Linked DNA regions of Homo sapiens: region 1 is linked to region 2. A link is a contact called in ENCODE Hi-C data. All regions are on one chromosome and are shown on one strand. Each heading gives the region's core, a stretch centred on a gene start or an enhancer-like site at or near the end of the contact. The rest is flanking DNA. Distances are from core to core; before and after follow the strand shown.

Region 1 (5,433 bases), core at 1,182-3,681, 5.3 Mb before region 2:
TCATGAGACCCTCAGGCTGCTTCTGCTCATGGTGGAAGCTGAAGGGAAGTTGGTGTGTGCGGTGGTCACATGGTGAGAGAGGAAGCCAGAGAGAGCAGGGTGGTGCCAGGCTTTTTATAATAACCAGCTCTTGTGGGAACTAAAACAGTGAGAACTCACTCCTCCACACCCAGGGAGGGCATGAATCTATTCATGAGGGATCCACCCCCGCCCCCCCCACCCCAACCCAAATACCTCCCATTAGGCCCCATTTCCAACTTTGGTGATAAAATTTCAACACGAGGTTTGGCGGGGACAAGCAACCACACTATAACAAATGATTTTATCAATTAGGAGTAAATGAAATTTAAGCCAGAGTTTAATATTTGAATAACTACCTTTTTTGAAAACAAAAGGCAGGGTCTCACTGTGTTGCCCAGGCTGGTCTTACATTTCTCACTCAAGTGATACTCCCACTTTAGCTTCACAAAGTACTGAGATTATAGGCATGAGCTACTGCACCCAGCCTCAAATGACTACCTTATTGCACTTTTCCTAGATTTTTTTCGACAATCTACTTTTTAAAATATGTTGTTTTAAACTTCCTTTTTTATAACATCCTTGACTATAGAATGAGAACACTGCAATGAAACCCAAAACTTTGGAAGTAATGTGTTCTGTAATGATCTGTCCCCTAACAGCAGCACAATTGTCACAGACACAAAATGATCCATATTTGCTAGTCCCAAGTTTATATAAGTGGGGGGTCTCCCTTGATACATTTGTGTTTTATCTGTAAAAACTAAAGTTAACAGTTGCTTTTTAATCCAGGAAAGAGGGCTTACTTGAAATTTTATATTGTTTATTTTGTTAATGGATTCATTTGTTCAATTCATTTTTATTTCATGGTTGCCAATTTCTAGTTTGTGGGTGTGGTTAAGGAGTGCCTAGAGTGGGAAGAAATTAGTTGGGTGTTAATACTGTATTTTACTTCTTTAAAGAATTGTATAACTGTAGAACTTTCAATCTACTTTTTTTTTTTTTTGAGACTGATTCTCACTCTGTTGCTCAGGCTGGAGTGCAGTGATGCCATCTCAGCTCACTGCAACCCCTGCCTCCCAGGTTCAAGCAATCTTGTGCTTCGGTCACGCAAGTAGCTGGGATTACAGGCATGTGCCACCATGCCTGGCTAATTTTTGTATATTTGGTAGAGACGGGGTTTCACCATGTTGGCCAGGCTGGTCTTGAACTCCTGGCCTCAAGTGATTCACCCACCTTGGCCTCCCAAAGTTCACTCTCTTAATTTTTGCATGATTGTGCCAAACGTCTCTTAACCACTTAATTGCAGAAATAGGTTTAGAACACAGGTCTCCATCTCCTGGTGGTCTTTTGGTTTTTCCACTTTACTATGCTGCCATTTGTTTTTGTTTTCTTTCTTTTTAACTTTTTGGTTTAGTTTAAAATAACATTCTGAAATACTTGCTTTTTCCTTACTCTTTATTTTACTTTCACAAATCTTAGTCTTCAATTTGTGTTTAGTATCTAATCTGCCTACATGCTCTTCTCTCTTAATAATATTTCTGATATGATCTTAGGAACCTGAGTGTCTACTGTTTTTATTTTGTTTGTTTTGTTATTTTAGTGTTCCTATATATAATCCTGACCACTCTTGTTGAATTTTTTAAATGGTGATTATGAACATCAGACACGTAAATGAAAAGCATTCAAGTGCTTTGAACTGACACTCTCAGAATACACCTTTATTCTGCTCTTATACCCAGGTTACAAGACAAGATTAACGTGACCCTACACAAGAAAGGCACACAAATTTGTGAAGCTGTTCTTTTAAAAGAGATTCTTTGTTCTGTTAAATTTCTAGGCTGCTCTACGTGTACATCCTTTTCTAGGGGATACACAGTGTGACTTCCCTTGTGGTTTTTTTTTTTTTTTTTTTTTTTTAGAGGGGAGCAGTGAGGCAGCGCAGCCACACAACCTAATCCACAAACCTTCCTTTTAGGTGATTTCAGGTGCTGTAGGTGAGTACATCTGTGTGACAGACTTCTCCCCATGCAAACTGTCAAATGCTTCTCTTGACTGCAGAACACACACTTCATTGAAATGACATAGATAATGCCTATTCTTTTCAGGTATTTTTGATGGTATCTTTCATACCAGGAGGAAGCCACATCTCTAACACATCTCAGTATCTTTTCTTTAGAAAAAAACTTTTATCTTTGCTTCTTCTTTTTATTACGTATTAAAAAAAATTGTCATTTAAAAATCTATGTAGAGTATCCAAAACATCGAGTCACTGTTTCAGTAAAAAACTGTTTACTGCCTGGTTCAGTTCACCTGTAGTATTGTCAGATGTGTCAAACATGAAGCATTTTGACACACCTGCATTCAACTTAAGTTGAAAGCGAAAGACTTTAAGATTGGGTGTGTATGGATAAGAACTTGCTGTCATCACATGATGAAAAGAGAAAGTACTTCATAAAAGTTATGTGGCACCATTGTCTTCTACTCCCTACAAGTGATTCAGTGATGAAAGAATTTTGTCTGATTTCATCATATGAAAGTCAAATGTACTAGTATTTATGAATACGTGCTTTAGGTCATTGTTCTTGTGGAGTAACTAATGATGAGCTGCTGCTTGTGGAGTAACTAATGATGAGCTCTTTTGTGTGTTCCTTTCTTTTTTTGTAAATGGCTAAGGGAATTAGTCAAGTTGGAGGTAACAGGAAATGACCAAAGGTGAGCTCAGGTAAATTGTTTTTGTCGTTTCAGCTGTAGTTAAAATGACTCAGAGATCTAAGCTTCTGTGCCAGACCTGAGTGAAATATTTTTTTCTTTGTACATTAAAAATAACACATCAAGAACATTTATTTTTACCTTGGAGAATACAAAACACCTATAAGCTTTACCCAATTATACTTCATTTCCCAGTCTTCTAATGTAATGTATAACAACGTGGTAAGCTAGGCGGGTGGATCACCTGAGGTCAGGAGTTAGAGACCAGCCTGACCAACATGGTGAAACCCCGTCTCTACTAAAAGTACAAAATTAGCTAGGCGTGGTGGTGCATGCCTGTAATCCCAGCTACTTGGGAGGCTGAGGCAGGAGAATTGGTTGAACCCAGGAGCCAGAGGTTGCAGTGACCTGGAATGCGCCATTGCAGTCTAGCCTGGGCACCAAGAGTGAAACTCCATCTCAAAAAAAAAAGAAAAAGAAAAAGAAAAGAAAAAATGGTATATTCACATTTTTTTCTCCTTTGCTGTATATGATTAGATTATGTTAATAAAGTGAATTAGTTGACAAGATAAATTTTTTTCAGACATGAAGCAGTTAGAAAAAGAAACATATAAATCTCATGCTGACCGTATAAAGCAGATACTTTTAAGTATTTGGACAAAATTGAAGCTTGTTAGTATCTCGTGATTTGAGATAATATTTGAGCAATAATCACATTTGTCAGTGTGATGGCACTGCCCCCGGAAGAATAGGCACTCAGTTTGCAAACTCATGCCACAGGAATAAAAAAAACTCCAATTCCCAAACCTCATCAGATTGCGGGTTTTACAATTTCAGTAATTCTTTAGATATTCATTTAGAATTTGAATTAGAAGGAACTAGTATCTCTGTACCTTCACGCTATTTGATTTGGGCAATAATAATGCTGATTATTTTCATTCTCCACTACTGGAAATGATGACATTACTGGACTGACAGAAGATGCTTCTGGTTTCTCCTTCTGAATTATTGTTATCTTAATCTCAAGAAGTTAAATGAATTAACCTGACTGTTCCCAAAATGAGAAACACACACTTGCACAACTATTTCATCTTTAGCACTAGAAAACAAAATTCTCTTACCAAAATAATAGTATATGCAGACAGTTAAAAACAAGTTATCTTTTCATTGAAACAGGTACTATGGGGCTTCATTCTGACCATATGTAAACAGTACAATTATTGTCTATATTTTAAATAAAGCAAGTAAGTTGAGCTATTCTGTAGTTCATACTTGACAAATATTAATGGACCCTATTACACCCAACTAGAATTACTGGGTCATTTTATGAAAGCAGATAAAATAATATTGTTTTCAAAGTTTATTTATGTATTTATTAATGAACAAGGTTTAATTTTTAACTTTTACCACATTTTTATCTTATTGTCAGGAAGCTTTTAATCAGTTTTAAAATGGCCTTACAATCACTTAATTTAATACACTTTGCTTTTTATAATTACAACTGATCATATGGGATTTTTTATATTATTTAAATTTTAGTTTATGTCCTCCTTACTAAGAAATACAGAGATTATAAGCAAAAGTCAATGAAAGAATTAATATGGACATGTTTTTAAATTGTTTAAAATGTTAAGAGTCAAAGCTCTGAAAATATAATAAAGATATAAAATGTATACATGGAAAGAGATATGTGGTATATCTGGTATTTGGTATATACTATGATATTGCATGTTCATTAAGACCTGTACTGCTAAGTGAGTATGCATCCGGAAGAAGTTAATGTAAGTATTTTTAAATGGGTTTGTATTTTTCTGATAAACAGCACTCTCCTTCTGTTTGTGATCATAGGATAAAAGCCCTGTAAGCTTGTATATGTTCATTTTTACTGCTACATCATGTAGTGTGCTCTTAAGATTGAGATCTCATTCCCCAGGAAGCATTTCTGTCCAAGATTAATTGCCCTTTTAAAATCAGCGTTTGATGTATTTCTTTGGCTATATCCTGGCTTGGTTTAACCCTCTTTGACCTGACCTCGCTGACTATTACCTCCGTGGCTGAGACAAAATCCTTCAGCATGATGTATGCACTTCACATTTCAGCCTGTGGTTTTTCATGTCGATGGATTCAATTAGTTGGTGTTTTACTAATGAACATATCAGAGGTTAAAGAATTTGTCAGACAGAACAAAATTGTTCAGGCTAGTGGTAATCAGAAAGCTCGTCGCTCTATTTTTTAAAACTTCTAGGCAGTATTAAGTATTTTTCAGAAATTTTACCTTCAGTATTACACATTCCAAGATAGCAAATCAAGTCATTTTCTGCTGAATTATAAAATATAAATATGAAGCTACAAAGCTGAACACAATGGTTATATCATTTGATCTTAGACTTCTACTCCATATTTAAAGTATGAGCTTTTAAAAAATTAATTAAACTGAAATTTTCTTGTTAAAAACATGTATGAATTTCCCTTAAAGATACATCATCCATTTCTTTAAGCCTCCTTTAAATATTAATAGTAAGAAGGAAACTCAAGCATCTCACTAGAATCTCAAGTCACCTGTTTTTAAAGACATTTATAGATCATATTCCTTGTTGAAATTGGCTTAGTTGAATAAGACCTAAAACCCAGATTGGGATGAGAAAGGTAATTAGTAGCCATTAGTAATAGAAATCTTTAGAACTCAAATTTATCACACAGTGC
Region 2 (5,087 bases), core at 483-2,982:
AAATATGATGCAAGCCACCTATGTAATTAAAAATTTTCTAGAAGTCACATAAAAAGTAAAAATAAAGTTGAAATTAATTTTAACATATTTTATTTGATCCATTATATATTATTTCAACATGTAATCGACATAAGAATTACAATATTTTACATTTGTTTTCTAAGTCTTTGAAATCTGGTGTACATTTTGGACTCATTGCATGTCTCAGTTTGGACAAGCCACATTTCAAATGTCAAGAGACGTATTTAACTGGTGGCTACCCCAATGGATAGGGCAGTTCTAGGTAGTCTATTTTCAGTTCCTCTCTTCTCCCTTAAGCCTCTGGAACTGTGATGGGAATAATCTGTCATGTGAATTCCTAGCACTTATCAGCACCTCTCATTATCACTTGGCCTCCTTGCATTATTTATTTTTGTGATGCATTTGTCTTGTCTCATGAACTAACTTGTAAACTCTATGAAGTCCAGGACCAAAGACACATGTAATCTCAAGACTGGAAATATCTTTAACAAAACCATCAACTAATTATTCTGTTGATGTGTGGCTCCCCTGTACCAAGTCCCTATTAAGTGAGCTTCAGAATCTCCTTGAAGCAAAATTCTGTGGTTGAGGTATTCACACATGCTAAGGTAGGCAATTCTTTGGGTCGTGCTACAAGGGCATCTTCTTTTCAGGATCTTAAATCTGTTCCCTGAAGTTTGCATCACATGAAACAAATCAACTTCACATGATAGGTCATTTCATATTTGGAGAGAGTCCAGTAGTTTTCTCTCTTCTAGGTGAGTCCTGGAAGGTTTAATCAATCCTTCTTCACTTGCCCTGTTTTTGAGTTCTCGTCATCATTTTGCTCTTCCCTGATATAATGCCAGCTTGATTAAAGTCTTCAAATGCTGAACACAGCACTTCAGAGGTGGTCTGACCAGTAAAGACAATAACTGGATCACTATTGGCTGCCTCTACAAAACAGTTCTACCAGGCATCGGGGCACATTACCTTGAGGAAGCGGGAATGGCAGAAGAGAGCCACAACAAACATATTAACTCATACTATCTTTGCATTGTTGGCTTTTAGTCTAGAACTCTTTGCAGATAAACCACACAATTCTTTAGGTTAGTTTTTCTTCGTATCTTCCTATCTTTTCAATCGAGTTAGGGAATCTTTGGGCTTTCTGTTTTTGGAGGAGGTCTTCTGACCGAAGAGCCGACTTGCAGAGATCACTTTGAGGGAACTAAGCTGAGAATCCAGAAAGCTTATGGAAAACAGGCCTTGACACCAGAGAACCATGTATACTCTCTAGCAGCCAGAGGGCTTTGGCTGAAAACGACGATAGCAACTACCTGTTTCTTCATTCAAATTGCTCTCCTTTCCTTTACCTTTAATAGGAATTATTTCCTCCACATATTTACCTTACAGAGAAGGGCGGGGAGAAGACGCGGCAGACTGAAGTAAATGCAGGGAAAAAACTCACAGGTAGAGAGGTAGAGACGGCAGGCCTGGCCCGTTGCGGGCAGCCAGGGTAAAGTGGAGCGTCCCGCTCCCGCCCTGGGGCGCATCCTCGCCGCCGCCGGGACCTTCCGCCTCTGCTCCTCCGAACCCAGCGGACTAGAGGCTGGAGGCGGGAGGCGGAGCGGCGCGCGCACGCGGGCGGGGCAGAGGGCCCGGAGTCGACGAGTCGACGTGCCGACGTTGGCGCTGCAGCGGGGCGGTGACGTGTAGGCCGGCGCCAGCTCCACTCTGTCCCTCCTCGCCGGGTCTGTGCGTCTTTGCGTCTGTCTGTCTGACTGATGGTCCTCACACGCGGTTCCCTGTGACTGGGCGCGACCCCGGCAAGCGCGGCTTGGAGGGCGGACGGGGCGCGGCGATACAGCTGCCCGCTCGCATCTTTGGCCCTGCGCTCAGCTCCTCACCCGGCGTGGGAAGTTAAAGTAAAACCGAAAGGGAAGAAGGCGCGGTGGCAGGAGCTGACAGAGTGATGGGAAACGCGTGAGCCAGGCCGAGAGGTGAGGAGGTGGAGGTGGAGGTGGGAGGACGAGAAGGGTCGCCGCGGCCAGGGGAGCTGGCTGGAGGCGGGGACGGCGAGGCGGGCTACGCGACCCGCCAGAGATTCTCTTCCTGCCTCCGGGGCAAGTCCCGACCTGTCATCCTTTTCAGTGGCATGAGGTCGAGTCCGGGGTCTCGCAACAATACCGCCCATTCCTAGAGTTTGTAGGTGGGGTTGGGGATAGAAAACTTAACCTAAGCTACATATTGTCCAAGTGTTAAGCCACAACGTGACCAGATGAGGTTTTTCTGTCCCATGCATGGGTAATTTGTTTTCTTTTTTTCTGTTACAAAGCCTTGATAACTTCGTTTTCTTCACGTAGATTTGGGGAAAGAAATCTTCCTCATATTTTTCCCCCAACACACTGGAAAGTAAATAGGTAGCTGACCGTGATGGATTGTGGGTGAATTTCGCAATCAAGGAGCCTATAATGTCATTTTGAAATAAATAAATGTGTATGTGGGTGCTAGGGAGGTTTTGTGAGTACTGGGCAGTCATTTCAAATAGGTTTCTTATAAATTAACTTACTCATGGAATGCAGTGTGCTAATGGTATTTGCTATTCTTTGGTTTAAAAGAAGCATAATTCTAGGGGCTGGTAAAAGTTTGATGTGTTGTCACTTGTGCATTCAAACTCATGGTTACATTTTCTTTCTTTCCCTAGGTTAGGTGAGATTGACAGCCATTTTCTCCATCACCAGATTTTATGTTTCATAGATTGAAATCCTTTTTCTGATTCTCAAAGTTCTCAAATGTTGAGAATTAAGCTTTTGGTTTTACTATGGATTGTGCTCCAGTTTATGTTGTCTCTTTTTTTTAATGATGGTTATAATAGTCTTGCATGAGAAAAATGATCCTTAAAGATGCTCTTAAGCTTAGGCTAAATAATCCTATTTATATGAGAAATTAATTTTTCATGGTTCAGCTTTCTTGATCCCTGCTTAACAGTTTTTTGTCATTCATTCATTCAAGTCTTCCTATGTGTCAAACGCTGGGCTAGGCCTAGGAGAGCAAGAGAGAGACAGTCTCTGTGCTCATGAACTTTCTATAATCCAGCAGCCTCCTTTTAAGACAGAATCTTGACTAGGGTTCTTTCTCATGCCATGGATCTGTAGTTAACCAAAACAAAGCTTTTAAAAGAAAAAGTTATTGTCAATGTATATATGTAATTGGCATTGAAAGGGGAACAGATGATCTTGCTTTAACAGCATGATTTGATATTGCCTTTGATCAAAAAGTAGTATATGTACCAGTGGTTTGCCATTTCAGAAGAGTAAGTTTTTCTTTTTCAAAGCTTGTTTAAATATAAAGTTCACAGTTCTACCTCAGTTTCTACCTCAAAAAAAATAAATAAATAAAAAGCTTTTTCTTTTGAGGTAGAAATCAGTTTCTTTCCAGTCTTCACTTTGGTCTGATTGATCTCCTGTGTATCTCTGGAACCCCTAGGCTCAAGCAGTCCTCCTGCATCGGCCTCCCAAAGTGCTGGGATTACGGGCCCCATTTTGCCTTTTTGTATGCTAATGAATTGACTAAGAATTTTGTCTTAGCTAGCTGGCTGCTCCTAGTAGCTTCAGGATGGGGGCTGGTTACCAGAAAGGTCAAGGAATTATTAGAAGGTTGGGACTTTCATCCCCACCCCCTAACTGCTTAGGGAGGTGAGAGAGGGGCTGAAGATTAAGTTGATCACCAGTGGCCAAAGGGTTTAATCAATTATGCCTATGTAGTGAAGCCTCCATAAAAACTCAAAATGACAGGGTTCATAAAGCTTCTGAAAGCTGAACATGTGGAGATTCCTTGAGGTGGTGTGCCCAGGAAGTACTTGGAAGTTCTGCATGGAAATTCCCTTCCCTTATAAATTACCCTATCCTATGTATCTGTTCATCTGTATCCTTTGTAATATCCTTTATAATAAATTGGTAAACGTGTTTCCCTGAGTTCTGTGAACCACTCTAGCAAATTAACCGAACCCAAGGAGGGGGGTCATGTAATCCCCAATTTATAGCTGGTCAGTCAGAAGTACAGATAAAAAAGCCTGGAGCTTGTAATTGGCATCAGAAGTGGTGGGCAGTCTTGTGGGATTGGGCCTTCAATCTGTGGGATATGACAGTATCTCTAGATAGTGTCAGAAATGAATTGGAGAACACTCATCTGATGTCTGCTGCAGAAGTGATTGTTTGCTTGGTGCATGGGGAGAAACTCATACACATTTTGTCACAGACATCTTCTGTGTTGATGGTTGTCGTGTGAGAGCAGAGGAAAAACGGTTTGAGTTTTTTCCACTCTCACAAGAGGGCAGGCGTAAATTCCTTCAGTCTGCCTCCCAGAGGCTCATGGATTAGGGTGGAATGAGAATTTTGTCTTTCAGACATAATCTGTGCTAGGCCCTTTTCCACTGGACTTTCGTGGGAAGAGTTATAATACATACTGCCTAATATGTGCTGGGTCTGTTCCACGTTTTCTTGTGCTCGTTTCATCTTTGTGGGATATTCTGGAATTTTCTTTCTGACTATGCTTGTCCTTATCTGGTGTTAAAATATTTTTTTTTATTTGTTTTCCCAAGGACATTTAAAGGAAAAGCCTTCCTTACCCTGTGCTAAAAGTAAAATTAACACAACTTTGGGGGGGAATATTCTGAATATAAAGACTAATCTGCTTTATAGTTATGAGCCTGTCCAGGATTTTTTTCCCCCACCTTTGAATGGGAAACCTAGTTAGAGGATAAGTTAGAGAATAAGAGCCCCATAGAAATTTGGTTGTTTTTAACCATTATATATTTTGTATTGTGTGAAAAGTGTTTATGTGTTTTATTATTTTTGTCATGCTTTCTCTGTTCTGCATGCTTCAGATGTGTTTCCTAACTTGATTGAGAACTATTCAGGAGCAATTGCTTCTTGCTTAAGAATGAGTTAGCATCTAAAGTGAACTTGTTAGGTGGAAACTGTGAATAGCTAAGATTACCTTTGAGAATCCCTTAAAAGGACATCAAGTTGGCATAACATGCTGTCTCTCAGCATGTCCTACACAGCCATGTTTTTCATCCTGACTTG

What was found. A loop is a pair of places that touch in the nucleus more often than their neighbours do. Pooled maps may share reads with other maps.
Region 1: a map of naive thymus-derived CD4-positive, alpha-beta T cell shows a loop between it and region 2 (22-fold over the local background). The contact joins the enhancer-like site here to the promoter of ASCC3 in region 2. A Hi-C loop is called at or near these places in 2 of 168 maps with a recorded cell type or tissue (naive thymus-derived CD4-positive, alpha-beta T cell and posterior vena cava) and 2 of 50 pooled maps.

Annotation. Positions count from the first base shown.
Region 1 is chr6:106,192,314-106,197,746 of GRCh38, reverse strand. All of the region lies in intron 7 of ATG5 (autophagy related 5), which reads left to right. Among named protein-coding and RNA genes, the nearest start is that of PRDM1, 110 kb to the right of the region's middle. Within about 2 kb of position 2,431, at least 7 of the 41 ENCODE cell types and tissues checked have a DNase peak (open chromatin) inside an H3K27ac peak, as active enhancers do.
Region 2 is chr6:100,877,974-100,883,060 of GRCh38, reverse strand. It overlaps ASCC3 (activating signal cointegrator 1 complex subunit 3), which reads left to right and starts at 1,732. Exons shown (of 42, transcript NM_006828.4): 1 at 1,732-2,000. LOC107984041 (a long non-coding RNA gene) reads right to left here and starts at 1,604. Exons shown (of 8, transcript XR_007059692.1): 1 at 1,407-1,604. RefSeq lists an enhancer at 1,769-1,888.